2 separate regions of the Homo sapiens genome follow, and region 1 is linked to region 2. The links are chromatin loops, found by intact Hi-C in ENCODE. Cell type or tissue: heart right ventricle. All regions are shown on one strand. Each heading gives the region's core, and the rest is flanking DNA. Links, peaks and the distances in the headings are about the cores only.

Region 1 (2,818 bases), core at 201-2,700, 54 kb after region 2:
TTGTTTACCTAGTGAAGCCTCAGCAGTGGTGGACTCCCCTCCCCTAGCCTTGCTGCCACCTCGCAGTTCAATCTCGGACTGCTGTGCTAGCAGTGAGCAAGGCTTCGTGGGTGTGGGACCCACCAAGCCAGGCACGGGATATAGTTTCCTGGTGTGCTGTTTGCTAAGACCATTGGAAAAGTGCAGTATTAGAGTGAGAGTATCCCGAGTTTCCAGGTACCGTCTGTCACAGCTTCCCTTGGCTGGGAAAGGGAATTCCCTGACCCCTTGTGTTTCCCAGGTGAGGCGATGCCCTGTCCTACTTTGCTCACACTCTGTGGGTTGCACCCACTGTCCAGCAAGTCCAAATGAGATGAATCCGGTACCTCAGTTGGAAATGCAGAAATCACCTGTCTTCTGCGTCGCTCACGCTAGGAGCTATAGACTGGTGCTGTTCCTATTCAGCTATCTTGGAACAATAAAAACACAAAGGTTTACTTCTGAGCACTCATTTTAATCTTGTTTTCATTACGGGAGGAAAGGGTCTAGGAGCAAATGTAAACTCCAAGTTTTGCTAATAATTGATAAGGCCGTAAGTTCTGTTTACAAGGGCCAACCAAGAGGGCCACAGTGTCCCTGAAAAAATGGAGACATTCCAAAGCCGGTTTCCTGAGAGATTCGTCTTAAAGTACATAGGACTGGCTACTTCTCAAGATAGAGCATTCAGGCTTTTCTGTTGACCGAATTGTTGTTTAACTAGGACCAATTAATTTTGCAGTTTTACTTGTGCCAGCTTTTACTTTGCTTGCCAATAACTAATTGCATTGTTTTCTTATTTTTGTTTTTAACACCAACAGTCAGTTTTTTGTATTTAAAAAAGCCACTTTGGGATACTGAAGTTTTAAGCCAAGACTATTTAGTTGATTGGCTCGGTAAGTAGGTCACTGGAGAAGTCACCCATTCTTTCTGGCATACCTTCAAATATAAATGAGATATATGTTTTCCAAAGATGGAAAAATTCTATTTTGATTAACAGATTTTGTAATAAGATGTAGCTTAGATCATAGTCACTTTTATACTTAAAATACTGTGTTGTTGGCATCTGGAGTCTCATTTGTGAACAATATAAACATACTCTTTTTAGCACATTAAATTTCAGATTTCTTGGATTCTCATTGGATGTTTCTGATGGTGTACTATTAAATCATTATACCCCCAGGGAGAGTATATTGAGGTAGAAAGATGAATCATGTGGTTCAGACGGAGGTAAGCCAGACAGACCCAAATTCCATGTATGGTCTGCCACTTCCTGGCTGTATGGTTAAAGATAATATCATCAGTTACCCTGGATCTCACTGAACTTAGTTGTAAAATGGTGATGATACCATCTGATTCACAGTATAATTCTGAGGATTAAATGACACATCTTTTGTAAAGTGGCTAGCTGAGTGCCTGGTATGTACTAAGTAGATCTTATTGTATTTAAATGATTGCTATTATGATTATAGAGTAATCCTGGGGCTTTTAATAAGGGATCTCATTTGGATTTTGCAGCTACAACCTTATTTGATGTTAGCTAGTATATACAGTCATGAATCACTTAATGACAAGGATACTTTTCTTAGAAATGTGTTAGACGGGCCAGGCGTGGTGGCTCACGCCTGTAATCCCAGCACTTTGGGAGGCTGAGGCAGGCAGATCACCTGAGGTCAGGAGTTTGAGACCAGCCTGGCCAACATGGCAAAACCCCGTCTCTACTAAAAATACAAAAATTAGCCGAGTGTGGTGGCAGACACTGGTAATCCCAGCTACTTGGGAAGCTGAGGCAGGAGAATCATTTGAACACAGGAGGCAGAGATTACAGTGAGCTGAGATCGTGCAACTACACTCCGGTCTGGGGAATAGAGTGAGACTCCAAAAAACAAAAGCAAACAAACAAACAAAAGAAATGTGTTAGGTGATTTTGTTGTTGTGTGAACATCATAGAGTGTACCTACACGAACCTAGATGACATAGTTTACTACACACCTAGGCGCTGTGGTATGGGTTATTGCTCCTAGGCTACAAACTTGTACCAGGATATTACTGTACTGAATATCGTAGGCAATTGGAACACAATGGTGGTAAGTATTTTTAAGTGAAAACAGAAATGGTACAGTAAAAACATAGTGGTATGATCTTATGGGACTACTGTTGTATATGCAGTCCCTCATTGACCAAAATATCATTATCATTACTATGTGTTAGCAGTAAGTTAATGACAGAGTTAGGATTTGAGCCCATGTTTACCTGATATCATGATGTGTATTTCTCACATTCAGACTTGCCCCTTCTGTAAGGAGGCATATCCTTTCTTTACATTATTTTTGCTCCTGACAGTATTCAAGCATCATTCCCTTTCAGTAAATACATGTTCAACAGATATTATAAATAAAAACCCCAGAGTCAGTGCCTCCATGGCCAGTAAAGAAGAAACCACGCATTATCAGTGCTTAGAACACTGCCTTTTCTAGCTACTGAACCATGAAGCCATTTAAACTTCCTATTAAAATCAATTATTTTCTTTTGTAACAGAAGTAATTGTTGATCTAGCTGAGTCTAGGAATGAAAAAGAAAAAAAAAACAAAAAGCCAAACAGTCTATTCTACTAAATACAAGTAGAAATTTAGAAATGTCCTGAAAAGTAAAACAGATACCATGTATGGATATCATAGTATGTAGGTAAGATAATAAAAGTTCACATGAGCTATGTATTTTATCTATCGGCATACATAACACTTTCTATAAAACTTAAAGGGGGCCAGCGCGGTGGCTCATGCCTGTAATCCCAGAACTTTCA
Region 2 (2,818 bases), core at 65-2,564:
TCCCCCAGTTTCAAATATGCTTAGCATCAGCTGGAAAGAGCTTTTCTCTTTCCACTTCCACTTCACTTGTATTTCCTTCTCAAGGTTGGTTTTTCTAATTTGAGCTCCCTTTTAACAAACAACTAGAAATATTCTCATATCTGGCTCATCCTTCTGCTTTTACCTTTTTCCCTGCTTGTGAGGCGTATTTATTTTCCTATAACTAGTCAGATTTGGGTTCATGGTATAAATAAAAGTGAGTTTTTCTGAACAAAAATGTCAGCTTTTATATTTTCATATACAAGAAGTATTGTGGCAGATGACGCAATAGATGACACCAAATTAAATAATTTTTGTGTATGTGCTATCATGTATAATTTAGAAATTACTTTGGATATGTAGGAATAGTCAGACTTATGGGAAAAAAAATTTTTTTTGAGATCAGTTCTGTGTAGAGCATCATTCTGTCCAATCTGTGTAGAGCATCATCTTGCCTAAATCTATAATTTGGTAGTCAGAGATGAAATAAAGATATCCTAGGTATGGAATCATCATATAGAGCTGTCTCTCAGTATAAGCAGGGGATTGGTTCTAGGACCCCCACACATACCAAAATTCACACATACTCAAGTCCTGCAGCCAGCCCCGTGAAATCCATCTATGGAAAAAAATCACACCCTCTATATAAGGCAGGTTTTGCATCCTGCAAAGAATGCATTTTCATCTGAGCGCATGGTTGAAAAAAATCCAGGTATAAAGTGGACCAGCACAGTTCAAACCCATGTTGTTCAAGTGTCAACTGTCTTACAAATGTTTTATTTAAATGTCTAAAAGTTCTAAAAGCATATGTCAATTTAGCACAGTTTTATGACTCTTAGAAACAAATTCATGAGTCATTCAAATCCATTTAGCAGAGAAAATTGAAGAAATAAGTATTAATTCTTCATATTTTTATGTATTCTCTTAGATTTCTAACTTAAAATGACAAACTTTCAAGGGCAATTGTTTGAGAGTAACAGCCATTTCCCATGACTAATTCGATTACCATTAAATCCATGTTTATTTCCAATGTTCTTAGCTGTGCTATCCACAAACATGTGAATCCATTAGTCATACAATGTGGTCATAAACCAGGAAAGAGACAGTGGAATACAATGAAACAAGCACAGACTTAGGAGTCAGTCTGGATATGGGTCCATATCCAGGCTTGGTAACTTTCTAGTTGTGTAAACTTGGGCAAATTATTGTAATTATTCTGAAAAACACCTAACTAGAATAAATAACATAAAGGTGAGCTGATATTATGTAAATAAAGTTAAAAGAGAAAATGACTCAGTGTCAAAGCCCTGGCATGCTGCCTGGAATTCAATAGATAATGATTTTCATTAGAAGCAGAAAACAGAGAATTTGGATAGAGCAGTTTATTTTCTGTCTGCATCAGAATCTCAACTTGGGCACTATTGATATTTGGGGCAGAATAATTCTTTGTTGTGGGGCACTGTCCTGTGTATTGTAGCATGCTTAGCAACATGCCTGGTCTCTACCCACTAGATGCTAGTAGTGTACCTCCCTCTCAATTACTCTTCCCAAGCCCTGCCACTCTACCACTTGGCACCTTAATTGTGACAATCAAGAATGTGTGCAGGGATTGCCAAATATGCGTCAGGGCAAAATCTCCCTAATTGAGAACCACTGGTCTGCCTGAAGAGTGAGGTCCATTGTCCAGTAGCTCAGGCCCAGCCTTGTGTCTCTGTCCTTCAATTTCACCTTTGGCTAGTTACACAGTTAATGGCAGAACTCCCCCAATGTATAGGGATATGGTCATTGTGTATTTTGGGTACTCATTCTAGATTTTACCAGAGGAAAATTTCTTTATCACCTAAGTTCTTTCTAAATGGGAATAAAATATCAGGAACACGAGACATGAAATGAGATGTATTACTTAATTAATTTGTGCTCAGTAAATTCCATGTGAATTTGCAAAGAAGTAAGTAACCATTTTAGGCAAATAATTCGTACATAGCAATTACTCTTGTTTAATTCAGAATGCCTCAAGACATTCAATTTTTAAAATTCAAGGAAAAGCAAAAAAAGTCAAATGTGTATTTCAGGGTAGCAAAACTCTTCCGTGTACATTAATAATCCATTTCTTAAGTGATCCTAATACACATTGTTTGGAATGATTGAAAAAATTGTTAATATACTCGCTTTTACTTACAAATGATTATTTTCATTTTACTATGTTTGTTTTTGAGGAAAAACCTTAAAAATTACTATAAACAAACTATTAACAGTTTTAAGGAATAAACACTATCAAGCCTGTTTCTGTAAATTATAAAATGAAAACAAGCTTTTAAATGTGCTACTTAGTAATTTAGTGTCAGATATATATACTGGAGCAGATTATATTTATAATTATTTTGTCTTTATAAAAATGGAAAAATGACTTAAAAGTGGGAGGTGGAGGAAAATTTGTGATGTGATCATGAAGAAGGTCAAAATATTCTCAGTTCTATGTATATTTGTAAACCAGTTCAATACAGTACCTGGATTAATTATTTTATTATTTATACTGAGCTTTGACTCCAAATAATTTAAATAAGTCTATATAAAATATAGTAAGATTATTCAAATGTTCATAGAAAAAGTAGAAAGAAAAAATACAACCCCAGAAACATAAAATTAAGTCAGTAAAAGCCTAGTTAAAAATGCATTCATAAAATGTTATTTGTTTTCTACAGCTGGATAAGATATTTTGCAAGAAATGAGCAGAACAAAAATAAAATTAGGAAAACAATTCCATTTATAATAGCACCAAAAAGAACAAAATTCTTACAAA

What was found. Hi-C counts contacts between places; a loop is a spot of excess contacts. Peaks named below come from ENCODE experiments on the same cell type or tissue, not always from the same donor. Only the 100,000 strongest peaks of a DNase experiment are listed, where the experiment ranks them.
Region 1: it touches region 2 in a loop (1.8-fold over the local background); 8 of 110 quality-filtered maps call a loop at or near these places.

The regions. Positions count from the first base shown.
Region 1 is chr5:128,973,451-128,976,268 of GRCh38, forward strand. The region is part of intron 1 of SLC27A6 (solute carrier family 27 member 6); the gene reads left to right. Among named protein-coding and RNA genes, the nearest start is that of SLC27A6, 9.4 kb to the left of the region's middle. In heart right ventricle, for the core only: no CTCF peak of the experiment used is centred there; no DNase peak of the experiment used is centred there.
Region 2 is chr5:128,919,441-128,922,258 of GRCh38, forward strand. All of the region lies in intron 6 of LOC105379168 (a long non-coding RNA gene), which reads left to right. Among named protein-coding and RNA genes, the nearest start is that of SLC27A6, 45 kb to the right of the region's middle. In heart right ventricle, for the core only: no CTCF peak of the experiment used is centred there; a DNase peak (open chromatin) is centred at 1,623; H3K27ac peaks cover 1,640 bases.